Regions from separate parts of the Homo sapiens genome. Here region 2 is linked to region 1. Evidence: chromatin loops called from intact Hi-C (ENCODE). Cell type or tissue: ascending aorta. All regions are shown on one strand. Each heading gives the region's core, and the rest is flanking DNA. Links, peaks and the distances in the headings are about the cores only.

The links. Peaks named below come from ENCODE experiments on the same cell type or tissue, not always from the same donor. Only the 100,000 strongest peaks of a DNase experiment are listed, where the experiment ranks them.
Region 2: it touches region 1 in a loop (3-fold over the local background); 3 of 110 quality-filtered maps call a loop at or near these places.

The regions. Positions count from the first base shown.
Region 1 is chr3:104,547,612-104,555,958 of GRCh38, reverse strand. It overlaps LOC105374021 (a long non-coding RNA gene), which reads left to right. Exons shown (of 6, transcript XR_007096271.1): 1 at 1-93; 2 at 6,272-6,346. Among named protein-coding and RNA genes, the nearest start is that of ALCAM, 820 kb to the left of the region's middle. In ascending aorta, for the core only: no CTCF peak of the experiment used is centred there; no DNase peak of the experiment used is centred there; H3K4me3 peaks cover 773 bases; H3K27ac peaks cover 6,056 bases.
Region 2 is chr3:104,493,478-104,501,824 of GRCh38, reverse strand. No RefSeq gene overlaps it. Among named protein-coding and RNA genes, the nearest start is that of ALCAM, 870 kb to the left of the region's middle. In ascending aorta, for the core only: no CTCF peak of the experiment used is centred there; no DNase peak of the experiment used is centred there; H3K4me3 peaks cover 328 bases; H3K27ac peaks cover 4,675 bases.

The sequences.
Region 1 (8,347 bases), core at 133-8,132:
CTGCCAGACATGTGAATAAAGCCATTTTCATCCTTCCAGTTGAGTGAACCCAGGAGAGAGCAGCTGATGTAATACCTGGCCAACCTACTGAATGTAAGCAGTAAAATGTATTTTTTTGTTTCTCTGTTTGAAGCCATTGAATCTGGGATGAGTTGATACACAGTGATGAATAAGTGATATCATAATCAATTAGATAATTAAAACTGGGTTATTTGTTGGAAAGGAAAAGTATTAAGATCTTATTCAAGGTCACCTAAGAGATAGTGAAGCTGAGTTCTGAAAGATGGGCAAGATGAAGAGTGTGAATGTTGGAGCTGGGAATGGGAATCGAGCAGGCAGTATATCATTAAAAGTAGAATAAATAGCATGAGCTGGAGTGGGGGTGCGGAGGCCCAAATTTAAGAAACTAAAAGAAGTGAAAAGAGGCCTATATGACTGTGGATTAGTTGCCAAGCAGGATAGTTGGAGAAATGAGGCCAGTGAAAATCTTACTCCACAAACATTTACTGAGTAAATTGTGAGGGGAGTCTTATTTGGTACAGCGAGAGAGATGTAAGTTAAACGGCATGGTCATGTCCCTAAAGAAGTACATTATAGTAGCACAGTGATAGGAGAAGGATAGATATGTTTTGACATAATATAATACAAACCTGAGTGAAATAAGTAGTTTGCCATAACTTCTAAGAGCTTTAATAGTATAGAAGACAGAAGCAATTTATCACATGACTATGAGACTGTCTCGGCTGTAGCCTTTTACTCCAGACTCAAGGGCCTAGCCACTGAGCCAACTACTCCTATGGTAGATATAGCCCCTAATTCTGCACAAAGAAACAACGATTTACATGATGTATAAGCTATTGTTGTTTTTGTCTAACCAAAAAATTTGTTAACCAGGAAAAAATAACCTAGGGTTATGGAAATCTTTTTAGAGTTACACAGTTCTAGGAATCTGAGCAATTACTCAGTTAAAATCTTTCATTTTATAAATGAGGAAGCATCCCAAAAAAGGTGAACTGATCTGCATAAGGTTTTCATGCTTGATGATGATGGCACTCAGGGTGCAAACCAGGTCACTTGAACTCTAGTTCTGTGCTTTTACTAAGACTTCATCTGTTGGTTATGTAGCTGCCTCAAACTTGAGAGGTACTTGGTCAGGTACAGATATGGTTTGGCTGTGTCTCCACCCAAATCTCATCTTGAATTGTAACTCCCACATACTCCATGTGTCATGGGAGGGACCTAGTGGGAGGCAACTGAATCATGAGGATGGGTTTTTCCCATGCTGTTCTTGTGATATAGTGAATAAGTCTCACGAGATCCAATGGTTTCTATAAAGGGTAGTTTCCCTGTACACGCTCTCCTGCCTGCTGCCACGTAAGATGTGCTTTTGCTCCTCCTTCACCTTCCGTCATGACTGTGAGGCCACCCCAGCCATGTGGAACCATGATTCCATTAAACCTCTTTTACTTCATAAATTACCCAGTCTTGGGTATTTCTTTATAGCAGTATGAAAATTCACTAATACAGTTACTTCTCACTAATCTTTAAAAGCAGGCTTGCCTTATTAAGCTTATATTTGAAAATGTCATTAAGACTTAAGTCACTCTTATGCCCAATTTTTGGCATGCAGTTAACAGTTAATAGGGTGGTTAACAATGAACTTTTTCTTGTGTATGTATATTCCTATTTCCTTTAAGCTCTCCTAACCAGACTGATTTAGGGGGAATTTGGAAATCCCATCACGTTCAGGTGATATGACTTTAGCTGTTGGAGGCCTCTTTGGCCAATGTTCAATATATTGAGACACCTTTTCTAAATGCTTTACATATGCCATTTAAAATTTATAACTCACAGGAAGAAAAAAAAGACACAAATATATTTTCAATGCCCAATTTTTTCTCAGTATCCTATGGAGTATTTTCTGTTTAGCTTCCACTAAACAGCAGATGTAGCTGAATAATATCAGATAGGAAAATAATCCATAACTACCACTGTTGGCATTTGGGCATTTTCCTGGGCCATTTTTCAATGGCAGAACTGGCCAGGCAGTGTTGACAAGGTTACATTTCAACTATAAAAAAACTATGTCAGCATCAGAATCACATTTTTATTTGTTGCTCTAAGTATGGACATTTATTGTCCTTCTTAGTTACTAAATCTTAGAGAGTTTTTATATCCTAAAAAGATCTTTGAAGGAGAAAGCTTTCTTGGTGTACTTCATACAAGGCTGTCAATTTTTTTCCGATTCTGTTCATGCAAAACATAATGCATGAAAGGATAAGAGAATCGAGATAAGGGAAAATGCCAGCAGAAAATTATCTCTTTCTACATATACTTGTACTTGCTGACTGTCAATAAGGATCTGTATTATATCTTTCCTTTGTCTACCTTGTTATGTCTAACATTCCAATGCAACAGAAATGGGATGAAGGATAGCCTGGCTTGAAGACCTTTTCAAAATTACAAAGTCCTGAAAGTCATCTCATTCAGACAGATAGATGTAGACAATACCCTGCTTTCAGTGAAATTGATGCATACAGCCCTGAATGCAAAAATGGATATTGAGCAACAAAGAAAGAAATGTGATATTTCACATTTGAAGCTTTCACATGGCTTTTGTGCTTTGTGGAAGTTCTGAATTCATTATAAAACATATTCTTTAAAAATCAACTCAGAGAGCTGCCAAGGGATAATTTAGGGCAGGGGAAAAAATGAAAACACTGTGGTTTAGAGTTTAAACAATACCTCATTTTCAAATAAAATGTCTGTAGTAAATTGCAGATTGAAAAGGAAAATGATTATATTCTGTGATTGAGCTTCTCAGGCCGCAGTGTTTTTGTGATAAGAAGGGGCATCCACATAAAACATAAATGAAGGCTGAAGGTGTATGTAATCATACAGTCTTCTATTTGAGGATGTTTTGTGTGTATTGGTTTGTGTGCGTGTATGTCTGTGTCTGTACCTATGTGTATGTATTTCAGAGGCAGCGTTTTAATTGCCTCTACAGCTTCCCTTATCAACCTATCTGGATCCAATTGTACTAACATTTTGCTCACCTTTCAACTTCTTTAATGTTTCTCCCTGGTTTGAAACAACATAAATTTGGCTTCCTCATCAAGAAGCTCATTTAGCTGCAGCTTGATTGCAAGTAATTTGCCCTAAGTAGCTCCATCTTTTAATTGTCTGTGCCTTTTTGCAATCTATAAACTGTTAACTTCAGGCAGGCCATTTTGTCTTACTATTTTTTCCTTAGAAAAGCATATCTAATATTCCCCATATCCTTTGGCTTTAGGCATTCCTCACCATATGAACAGAAGGGATAGGATTTTCATGTAGTTTTAATTGATTTAAAAAATAAATTCACAACCTTTTGATATCTGGAAAGAGGTAAATCAAATATGATCCACAAAAGTTAATGTTGTGTCTTTTGTTATTTTTAAGAGAAGAGATAAGAAGAAAAAGGGAACATTGGTTTCTGTGGCTACTAAAAACAATAGTAAGATAGTTCTCACAGAGATCAAAAACTGTAAAAGGAAGAGTTTTTTTCAATATGTTTAGATATTCCCCAGATTCTTGTTTTATTCTGAGAATAAGGAATATATCCTAAAGAAAAATATTCTGTCCTTTCTGAACTGGCATCATTTTCTCTAGTAAAGACATAAAATCTGACATCTTTGTATCCAGGTTTGCTCAAGTCCATGCATAAAATATCCTTTTCAGAAAAATCTCATTGAAACCCTATAAGATACTGTTTTCAAATTACTTCTTACAACTAATCTTTTACCTAATGTGTATCACAAATATGTTAGATTAGCTGTATATTCAGGGATGATCCATTTCAAACAAATAAACTATATATTTTTCTGATCTATACTTTTAATTATTCCAAAGCTAACTGATAAAACATATAATATCCTATCTTCCCCTAAATATGAAGAGCAATTAGGGTGTTTTCATTTACTTATCACACAATAAGTAAATTTTTGGTAAGTAACATATACTCTCATTTCTCTTTGCTCTTGAAACAAGTGAACATTTCTACTTCATCCTTACTTTTGAGGTCATAGATGGACATTTCAAATGTTTGAATTATGCAGTTTTGAAAAAAACAAAAATAATAAACAGAAGACATGTCACTAGTGTGAATCTTATTGCAGAAGATTAAGGATCTAGGAATTAGCATATTAGCATTTTACATACATCTAAAGTTAGGTAATTGAATAGCCATTAAATTAACCATTTCCTGCCACATTATGTATAAAAAGAAAAATGTAAATTGAAAGAAATATCACTGGTTAAAAAGTTTTTATCTATGTTAAGAGATTCAGTTGACCAAATCAGAGCAATTTGTTTCAGATGTATATTGTTAAAGATCAGCTAAGTCAGAATAAACCAGTTTACTTTAATTCTTTTGGTCCTAACCGGTAGGTAAAAAATCCTTGAGAGTTTCATTTCTTTTCCTTTTTTTTTTAGTCAGTCTCACTGTCTCCCAGGCTGGAGTGCAGTGGTGTGATCATAGCTCACTGCAGCCTTGACCTCCCAGCTGCAAGTGATCCTCTTACCTCAGCCTCCCGAGTAGATGGGACTGTAAGTGCGCTCCACGATGTCTGGTTAATTTTTTAAATTTTTTTTGTAGAGTTGGGGTCTCCCTATGTCACCCAGACTGATCTTGAACTCTTGGGCTGAACTGATTCTCCCTTCTTGGCCTCACAAAATGTTGGGATTACAGGAGTAAGTCACTGTGCCTGGCTGTTTCATTTTTCTAAGGAGTGTTTGAAACTGTTAGCTTGACAGTCTCTGAAACTCTAATAGCATCCTTTGTTACATCAGTCTTTTACTGGTCATTTCAGATTTTTAAAAATATGTAATTTGCTTTCCTAGTTACTGAAGTGATTACTGATTTCAAAACTACGTTGATTCAGACTTGAGTTCTGAGGTACCTTTTTATCCAAGCCAGGTCTTTTTCTCTGAACATATTGCTAATCTACCTTCTACAAATTAACTTTTTTTTCTTTGTAAATTTTGGCATTAAAAATGCAAAGTTGGGGAGAGGACCACCAAGTGGATTCCATATAGTATGCTCAAAGTTATGTAAATATGCTGAATGACAGTTGTAAAGCTGGTATAGAACTTTCCTATGCAAAGATATTAGATAAAAACTTGACAACCCTTCCTTACAGTTACAGGAATATGTGGTTCTGTCCTAGGATATTTGAGTCCTTGGAAACCCAGAAACTAAAAATAAATATTATGTCCTAACATTTAAGTACATGCTCCACAGCATAGAATAGAAAAAAAAAAAAATCTAACAGTTAGAAACAGACATCATCTTGTGAAAAAAATAGGCTAGAACTCTATTCATTTTTTTATCATTCAACAACTATTTACTGAGCTCCTACTATGTGCCAGGTCCAAGGGATACAGAGATGAACATAAAAGGCAGTATCTGAAGCTTCATGAGGCAAATATTTTAGTGTGAAAAACTAAAACCAATGACTAATTACGTGATGGTAGCTTTGTTTGGATGGTTGTAAGTGGATCTCTTTAGAAAGTTGAGTTAGAGTCAGTCTCTTCAGAAGAACAACATTTAAGTTGAGGTTTGAAGTATAAGAAAGAACCAGATAAATAAGATTACTTCCGACAAAGATCAAAGGTGTACACATTGCAGTTTAATTTTGCTCTACCTTTTATAGAATCATAGGAGCCACTGTTCAGTACCACTATAACTTGTCTTTACGCCATGATCCCTTTTATTTTACTTAATTTACAAGTTTTCTTAGCTTAATTTTTTTATTCACTTATCTACTTTTTCTCTTGCTGTTTTCTTATCTTTTCTATCCAAAAATCAAACAGTAGTAGAAATTGAGCATAGTGATAATATTTGGGTTTTCACATCTCCAAATCAATGCATAATTAAAACTGTTTGCTTTTTTATTCCTAATGCCCACAAATTGCAAATGTTAGTTCAATGAGACTAGAAACCAAATCTATTGTTTTCTTTGTGGCTCCTATTACCTGCATACAGGGATGCACAGATGTCACAAAACAAAACCCATAAAAGCTTATGCTCAGTGAATAAATGTGTAAATAAGCAAATAAACAGATTTAATAAACACCATAATTAAGAAACCATGCACCTAATTTGTGACCAGGTCACAAGAAACTTATGTGTAGAATCACTGTCACTTAAAAAATACTATTTTAAGTAAATAATTCATGTTTAGAACAGATACTAGCATTTGATTTCAAATTTTCACTTTTATCCACATAGATCATCCTTCTAATCTACTGGATAGATTGAAATACTGGCAAAATAAGTTCCTGGGAGTAACGAAGCATTTTACTGGTAAGACTCACAACACAGTTATTTTTGGATAAGCATCAGAAGTTTGGGGATATTGTCTGACTATTCAAACAACTTAGATAATAAGTGGCGAACATCGTAGATCTTGTTTCTTATCAACTCTGCCCCAAATTAAAATACCAAGAATGCAATAATATTTTCCTCTGAGTCATGTATTTTTCCATTAGTTTAAGAGTCTTTTTTAGTAATATTTTTTTAATTCTGCAGCTCATGGTGGCCAGTGAAAAAGAGTCTGTGAGTCTGCACTTGATTATTAGTCTCACTTACTGTGTACAACAGCAAGGATCCTGTTTTCTTGAAAATATTTGAGACAGCCTCATGGTGAGCTGTAAAGTTATTAATGTTGCTTGATATTTGCTTTGACAGCTGCTCTGTACTCTCTTTAATCATCTTCATCGTGGTCTATAGCTCTTTTTTCCTTCCATTTCACTTTTGCCTGTGCTGCTTAGAGAGGAAGATGCATGCAGAAAAACTGATAGATCCCCCTCCCCTCACATTTTCCCAGATCTTTCTATTCTACAAGTTTAAATTCATTCCATCATTCAGACATTTATTTATTCAGTAAGTATGTATTTGACTTCTGTCATATTCAAGACCTTAGATGAGGTTCTGGGGATATAGAGATTAGCAACAGGTAATTTATGCTTTTAATAAATTTATCTTTTAATAGGCCAGCTAAGATAGCATCATGACAAGGTAGTTGCCTGTGACAAGACCCATAACACAGAGACTTAAAAATGTGGGCTTAGAGTCAAGTAGATACAGATTTGGATCTTGATTTCTCTACTTACTAGCTAAGTGACAGTATACGGGCTATTAAGCTCCTAAATACCTACTCCCAGATATCCTCAAACTTTAATTGTCTTATCTGTAAAATGGGAGTAATATTGTACCTTCTTCATGAGGATTCAATAAATATAAGGCCTAAGTCACAATGACACTTTCATGAGGTAAATATTTCCCTTTTCCTTACGCCCCTTAGTCATCATTTTATAGAACAAACAACTTAGACGAGAAATTCAGTCATTTGTTCAGTCACTCAGCTAGGAATGAGCGAGCAAAATTAAAAACACAGATTAGCTTGCCAACAGACTATAGGCTTTGTAAGGAGAAATGGCACTTCAGTTTAACTCATGCTACATTCGCGTGCACAGGGTAGTTAGTCCCTGGCGTCTACTAGGTTGTTGAACGAATTTCTCCACATTCATGTTTCTTCAGCAACCCATGCTGATTCTTGGTAGGGATTAAACCTAATGACAAGTAAAAGACTCTGCGATTTGTATATTAAGTAGTAGAGACTTTGAGTAGGGATGTAGAAACTTAACTGTGTTGTTCATAACATATTTGAAAGGAAAGAGACTGGCTGGGAAAAGCAATATGGAAGATTTCTCAATGTATACAGAAGACAGAAAATGAAGCTTTGGAGTAGGAGAGAGTAATGGAGATGAATAGGATTGATTAGATGGGGGGATGGAGGTGGTGATAATGTTCTTTTTCCTGATGGCTGATAGAATAATAATATTGTTAAAAGAACGTGTACTCTTTTAAAACAACAACAACAATAATAAGCAAGCAGTGCAGGCAGGAGAAAGAAGCAAAGAATTTTTGTGGAACTGAAAGTAAAAAATTTTGCCTTTTAACGTGTTGACTTTTTAATATCTACACATATTTGGGAAGAAGTTGGAAATAAAGTACTGGAGCTCAGGAGAATGGTAAGGTTGTAGATGCAAATTTGAATGTTTCCAGTATAGAGGTGTTATTTGTAAATTTATAAAATTACTAATGGAGTTTACCTCTTTCCTGTACAGGCTAATTATTTATTTCTTTAGGTTAAGTCATATCTCAAAAGAGATATAATTTCATGAAAGTCTTGGCTGAACATTTTTCCTTGGTTAAAAAATAGATGTAATATTTAAGTATGTTTATGAAATTCAAAAACATTTCATTTACTTGTAAGCACTAAAAATCAAGGCTGAATCTCTC
Region 2 (8,347 bases), core at 250-8,249, 54 kb after region 1:
GCCTGAAGCCCTCACTGGAAGCAGACGTTAGTGCCATTCTTCTTTTACAGCCTGCAGGACTGTGAGTCGAATAAATATATTTTCTTTATAAATTACCCAGCCTCAAGTATTCATTTACAGCAACACAAATGGACCAAGACAGTACCACATACTTGCATTTTATAATTCCCACTTATAGCTATTTTTCTTGCTTCATCACATGGGAAAATTTTAATACTATACGGGTCTTAGAATGTGTAGATTAAAACTGTGAGGATATTCAGCTAAAATGCAAAGAATTCTCATATTCATTAAGGCAATGTCAGTATAAATGGGCTTAAATATTACTTTAAATGATTTCAATGCTTTTTGAGCATATTGGACATCTAGAAAACAAAAGACCAGACTCATTTTGTGAGCAACCATGTTCCCCCAAATTCCAGGATACTAAAAAGAGAAAAAACAGTTTGTCCAGAGCTGTACTGCACTAATATAAAGCAATGTATTTAGCCAGAATCCTGATAAAGTAATGTGAATGATGTTATACTTAAATATTTTGTAGGGAAAAGAAAAATATGAATTGCTATTTTAATACATAATGCTAGAATTCATCATAGGCAGGAAATCATTTTATAACTGGAAATAAATTTGTAAGTACTACTGAATGTGAGCTTAAACTCTGATATACAGAAGATGATGAAAACACAAAGAGATAGCTGAATTCTCTATATAGTTAATCAATAAAAATGTACAGGAGTGAGGAGAGAAGGGAGTAAAGAGGTGGATGGAAAATCACGGAGAGAGTTGACAATAAACCCATAGCAAGAGCCTGACACTTTGGAAAAAGTTAACCAGTAAAAAATTCCAAATGGTGACAAAATCAAAGGGCATATGTAAACAGCCTTTAATAAAAGTCACATTTTACATCCCAGGGTCACAACTGTTAGCTATGTGACATCTGCTGTAACTGTGTGCTTTAGTTTCTTCATGTGAAGATATGTGTGTGGGATGGGGCTGAAAAGTTTGAAGTTAATACTTCCTGGCTTCCTCACAGAATGGTGTTTGAAATTTCCCAACCAAATTTGTGAAGGGAGGGACCACCTTTGTACGAGAACTCCAATCGATTTTTATCAGCATAAAATAGAATTCCTGCATTCTTAACTGTAAAAATGGGATTCACATAACATTTAGGAAAATTTCAATACTTCAGGATATGTCTGAAACAGTTTTTAAATTTTACATGTTTTAATTCATATTATTTCTCAATATTGAATTTAACATTCTTAATTTGGTGGCAATTTAAATGTTTAAAAATCTGCCATATTTTCTATATGCATTAGAAATAATTTGAAAATTTGCAAGGAGATTTTAATAAGGTATATTACATGATAATAAACAATAAATTTAGGGATGTATTCACAGTAATGTTCTAATTGTCTGAGTATCCTCAAATTCACTCTGAAACAAAAAGAAACTACAGAATGTATCTGAGTAACCAAAAGAGATTTTATGAAGCCCATGCCTTGAAATCTCATGTCCTTTCCTCATTGAAGGGCCCTCAAGACACCTATCAAGGACTATTAACTTTAATTATGTACACATCTAATAAGCTTGATTATTGGCATTACCTTCCCAGAGCAAATATAACCATTTTAAAGGAAACTGTAAAGAGCAGGCTCAAGAGCTTGGAAACCATAGCTGGCTGGATCCATTCAGTGTAAAGCACTGTATCTCCTCCATTCATCTGCACCTCTGCTTCAAAGCCCCATAGGGCAGAACTACTTTCTTAAAATATAACAAATTCGGCCAGGCCTGGGGGCTTATGCCTGTAATCCCAGCACTTTGGGAAGCCAAGGCGGGTGGATCATCTGAGGTCAGGAGTTCGAGACCAGCCTGGCCAACAGGGTGAAACCCCGCCGCTACTAAAAATACAAAAATTAGCTGCTCATGGTGACTGGCGCCGGTTAGCTGGGAGGCTGAGGCAGGAGAATCGCTTGAACCTGGGAGGTGGAGGTTGCAGTGAGCGAAGATTGCATCATTGCACTCCAGCCTAGGTGACAAGGCAAGGCTCCATCTCAAAATAAATAAATTAAATAAATAAATAAATAAATAATTTTTAAAAGTAACAAATTCAATTATTTAAATACTCTGTGGAGATCGCAACTAATGAAATATAAGGAAATAATCACTGTGACACTGTAATTTTCCATGTTAATTCTCCAAATAGATTTATGCAATTTATTATTCCAGCCCCAGCTACTTATTAGAATTGTTCCTATTTAGGTTCTTAAGAGATGAAAGAATGGTTGGTGCTAAATTAAAAATAAACGTTCTATACTTTTTTTGTTTGTTTGTTTTTTAAGAGACGGGTCTTGGTCTGTTGTCCAGGCTGGAGTGCAGTGACGTGATTATAGCGATTATAGCTCACTGCAGCCTGGAACTCCTGGGCTCAAAAGATCCTCCCATTCAGCTGCCTGATTTAGTTTATACACACAAGTTAGGTTGAGAAAGAAGAAAAGTGGCTTTACAGTGCAGAACTTTTGGTTAAGTGTTTGTTATTTTTTGAATTCTTGCTTAATGTGACAACGAGTTTTTTCCCCTATGTTCATAGGTTATAATTAGACTTAACTGGTTTTTCCATCCTTTTCTGAATGTTATAATAAAAAAAAATCTATCTAGAAACATGCTGAAACTATTTTAGTTTGAATACGTGATAGAAACTCTATATCTTTTTCATATTATTTTTTATATCTATCTTACTTTTCCTGAACTCCAGTCCAATGGATGGCAATTTCCACTTGACTCTCCGTCATAGTAATCTTAACATTTCCAAATTTTAACTGACCAATCCATCCAACTCACCCCCTTCTTCCAGTGACTCATGATATTTTCCCAGTCTCTGTCAACATTTTCCAGTTTATCTAAATTTTTGGAGCCACTGTCACTCATCCCAGTTTCCCTCGGTGTCTCCCTCTATATCTAATCAGTCATTATACTCTTTAGTAATTTTTTAGGGAAACTTAAACAATTTTTTCGCCCCACTGCCTTTGTTGTAGTTTTAGCTGCTCACAATTGGAAGGTTTTTATTGACTCAACCCCATACTAGCTCATTCAGACTGCAACTAGGCATCTCTCCTGGACTCTGCTGCCATTTTATTTTGTAAGCACTTCTTAAATAAAGTGAGATCTCAAAAGCTTCCAATGTTCTAAGTCACCTATGTGGCCTCTTGTGTTCTCCATAGTCAAATCATACCTTAACATAGGATCTTATTTTATCTCTCTCTTATAAAATATGAAAACTCACCTTAGCAGTTTCAATTTTACACAGGTTCCTTCTGTCCTGAGTAGCCATTCTTCTTGAACTGTATCTGTTGGAACCACAGTTCTAATACATTTTTTTCAAGGCTTGGCTCACAACTAAAGCCTTCTACATGATTCTGTGGCCATTGTACCACATTACTCATCCTTTCCTACTCTGAACTTCTGTAGAACTAACTGCTTTATCACATACGTCACATTTTCTTTGAAAGGCCTTATTTTTATAGTTCAGGATACAATACAAACTACTTGAGGCAGGGACATGCCTAAATGAATATGACAATAATACCAATCATATAACACTTATTGAGCTCTTATTATATTTGTCCTAAGAATATATATTATCTATTTATGTCTTACAAAACTCAGTAAGATGTTATAATTATTACCATTTCATAGATGAAGAGATGAGACACAAAGAGGTTTAGTAGTGTTTACAAGGTAATACAAACACTGAGTGGCAGAAGCTACATTTAAATACAAGGTGTCTGACTTCTTTGCTTCTGCTCTAAACTATGACCTTAGGTTATGTTCTTATCTCCCATGTGCACAAAACAGATCTCAACATAAAAGACATGTTCCTCAAAATAGTTTTATAAAATGAATCAAAATCTGGAAAGAATCAATAGTCAGTATTCTTTACATGTCTTTTATATTAAACTGCCTCTCACAATGAAACACCTTAAAATATCTGGGATTTGCCACTAACTTTGCTTCTTCACATCCTTACTCTTCCTTTCAGCTATATGAATAATTTTTCAATAGCCCAAACGATTTTCTTACTATACATTTAATGAAACCAGTAAAGCTAAAACATTCTGAGTGCTCAGCAGTGACAGTGTCAGTAAGCAATTAATCTCCAACAGTTCACCTACCATGTTATGACTATTGGAGCTCAATTCAGCTCCTCGCATGACCCTACTTCCTAATTCTCTCCTGGAAAAGAAAGTCTGTAAGCCAAAAACAGAGCATCAAGAAAATAGTAAGAAAAACTGATGGAGATAGAAACGAGTTTTTCATCTATAAAAAAAGGATGAGCATATTTTTCATAGAAAAAACCAATTCTGATCTTGTAACTTTTTTGATTGGTTACTTTTCAGCTTGCCTCATTTTCACCCTCTGCAAAATAGGTTTAACAGTATTTGTGCATTAGAGGACATTGTAGGACTTAATTAAAGCTTATAAAACATAGAGGGAACCTTTCTGTAATTACCTTGCCACTCACCTTTGTCATTTATCTTTCCTCAAGGGGGTCGTTTCTTTTATCCATTGTAATACAGAAGAAAACCACAGAACATCATGTGATGCCATTGTAGAAAAGGATTTTATGCAGCTGTAAATAAGTAGCAACATAAGGCAATACTTGGAAAGATAAAATTCCAGCATATATAAGCTGCAAAAATAAAGCATCAGACTTTGTCACTGTGTCAGCTTCTACTCTTAGCCGACTGGAGTCTATTCTCAAATGAACACTGCCAGAGTGATCCTTTAAAAATATAAGACCAATACTCTCATTCTTCTCAAACTCCTCATAGTTTCCCATCTTTGTGAGAATAAAAGCCAACGAATTTACAAGAAGTCACCTACAAGAATTTTCATTCTTTGGCCCTCTCTTTTTTCTCTAACCTCACATCCTATTCCCTCCCAAATCATACTGGCTTCCTTGCCAGGCATGTGCCTGTCTCATGGATTCTGCCTGGCTCCTTTTCTAAATCTCAAGTGCTCTTTAGACAAATCTCTGCATGATTCATTTATTTATTATTATTATTATTTTCATCATCATCATCATCATCATTATTTTGAGCCAGAGTCTCGCTCTGTCTCCCCGGCTGGAGTGCAGTGGCGCATCTCCGCTTACTGCAAGCCCTGCCTCCCGGATTCACGCCATTCCCCTGCCTCAGCCTCCCACGTAGCTGGGACTACAGGCACCCGCCACCACGCCCAGCTAATTTTTTGTATTTTTTTTTAGTAGAGACGGGGTTTCAAGGTGTTAGCTAGGATGGTCTAGATCTCCTGATCTCGTGATCCGCCTGCCTTGGCCTCCCAAAGTGCTGGGATTACAGGCGTGAGTCACCACACCTGGCCGATGCATTTATTCTATCTCTCCTTCAGATTTTCACACTAATGGCACTTTGTTAGTGAGGTCTCTTTTGAGCATCCTATTGACAATGGTACCCTGACCTTTGCCCTCTTTAATGTTCTTCCCTGCTAGAATTTTTCCATAATCTTTATCACCATATGACAGGCTATAGATTTAAATTGTTTGTTGATTGCTTGTTTCTCCTTACTAGTTTGTACGCTCCATGTGCATAGGAATATTGAGTTGTTTTATTTACAGATTTATTCTCAGTACCTGGAAAACTGCTGTCACAAAGTTGGTTTACTGAGGTAAATATTTATTGAATAAATAAATGAGCTAAAAAAAATTCAAATCTGAAAATGAAAATGAGGCAGTATGAAACATAGTCAAGCAACAATTTTCTACAAGAGTAAAAATGTCCAGGTGTATTTACAGATAACATTTTTCATTTTACATGTATTATGTGTTGCTATATTAAAAGTCATATGATTAAGCTATTAAATAATTTAATATTTATTCATAATATTTGGATATTTGAGCTCTTTATTACTAGAAATATATATTAGAAGTTCTACCTTTGTTTAGAGTTCCTTTTCTCTTACTTTGTTAAAAGGACACTCATTCCCTAGTGTCACATAAAACTTTTTTGTCAGATTTTTTCTTAAGGTAACATACTCTTTGGTAAAAGTCAATTACTTATCAAAACTAATCTGCTGTCTATTGTTTTTATTGGATATCTGTGGCCAGGGAGCAGAAGGAAAAGGATATTTTATTTCCCCTTTTATTCGTTTTTCAATTTACAACCATCTGGCATAAACCTGAAACTTGTGGCAGGGGTCCCATTAAAAAGAGGAATACAAAAACATGAGCCAGGGTTATTTTCGTAACTGAAGATTGAGACTATATTCACATATTTATGGCGCCTTTGTTGAAAGATCTAGTATGATTACATATTTCAGAAATCTGACTTTAGGCTTTGTCATGACTTACAAAATGAGGCAGACATTTGTGACTTGTCCATAAGAATAGATTATTAAATGGGGACTCTATTACTTAATAATTAAGGGTATAGGTATGAAATTTAAAACTTGGATTTTTTTTTCTGCCACATTCTATCTAGCTGTGTGCCTATAGGCACTTTAGGATATTCTTATATAAATGGGGATCATAAGGCCACTTCCTCAAAGGGTTGATTTGCTGATTACATGAGAATAATGCATGTAAAACAATTAGCACTGTTCATGGATCTTCTAATTTTTCCATAAATGTGTGCTATTATTACTTGAGGAGAAAACATAGTTTTAGTCATAGAGTGAGGTCACAGAGCTATAAATACTTTGAATTACATGCTCATTCTGCGTGTGGATCCAAATGTTAATACTGAAAGGAATTTTAAGCAGTAAATAGGTTGCATTTTGACTTAAAATGTTAAAAGGCTGGCATGGTGGCTCACACCTGTAACTCCAGCACTTTGGGAGGCTGAGACGGGTGGATCACCTGAGATCAGGAGTTTGAGACTAGCCTGGCCAACATGGTGAAACCCCATCTCTAGTAAAAATACAACTAAATAAATAAATAAATAAAAATAGCAGGGTATGGTGGCGGGCGCCTGTAGTCCCAGATACTCCAGAGGCTGAGGCAGGAGAATGGCTTGAACCTGGGAGGCGGAGGTTGCAGTGAGCTGAGATTGCGCCATTGCACTCCAGCCTGGGCTACAGAGGAAGACTCTCACTCAAAAAAAAAAAAAAAAAGAAAAAAGAAAAAAGATAAAAGAAAAGAAAATTTAAAAGGCTGTAAGTAAATGCCATATACTAAAAACCAGAAAAAGCAGAATAATCTACAAAATTATACTTTTGAGCTTATCTGAGAGCTAAGCTTGCAGGGAGGCCAGAGGGACTGAATTTCAGAGAGTACCAAACACCTCTGAGGAGAAATGGAGCCACATAAAATGTTTCAACTTTGGTAGAGAATATAAAAAGAGGTAGAAACCATCAAAGCAAAAAGAAAAAAAGCCTGTACTTTTACCAAATTATTAAAAGCCAAGTGTGAACTATTGTGCCAGTTTAAAAACCCTACGGACACCTAGGCAAAAAGGAATATCTATTCTGAGGATTAATAACCTGCGGATATGTTAATTTATAGAATAAAGGAAAATTAAGGTGGAAATAGAATTAAGGTCGCTAAGCAGCGGACCTCAAAATGGGAAAATAATCCAGATTATTTGTGTGGACTTGATGTAAGAATAAAGTTGAATATGGAAGGAGAGGGGCCAGAGTCAGAAAGACATTTGAAGATGCAACACTGGGGGCTTGAAGTTGCAGAAAGAAGCTATCGTATTAGGATTACAAGTGATATCTCAAAGCTGGAAAAAGCAAAGCAATTAGTTATTTCCCACAGACTCCATAAAGTTCATTAATCTTGCCACTACATGAATTTTCATCCAGTGAAACTTCTAAAACATAGAACACTTAAGACAATAACTTTGTGCTCTTTAAAGTCAGTTTACGTGTTCGGTAATTTGTTACAGTATCAATAGACAACTGATACAAATATTAAGACTGATGATGCCACACGTGTACCAAGAGGACAGAAATAGGCTAATTCCTTAATTGTTATTATTATTATTTGGAGATGGGGCCTTGCTATTTTACCTAGGCTGATCTGAAATTCCTGAGCTCAAGCGATCTTCCCGCCTCAGCTCTCATAATGAGGCTTTCTGGGAAAATCAACACAAACTTCTAGAGCAAGAAGTGATTGGCTTTGGTGTTTTATTCTGATTATGCGGTGGAGCTAGGGTTTTCCTGCATGAGCTGGGGCTTCCTTGATTTGAGCTTCCTGCCCACAACAAATAAGGGAGTTGATCACCTGAAATTTCTTTTTTATCTTTTCTTTTCTTTTTTTTTTTCTTTTCTTTTCTTTTTGAAACCGAGTCTTGCTCTGTCGCCCAGGCTGGAGTGCAGTGGCGCAATC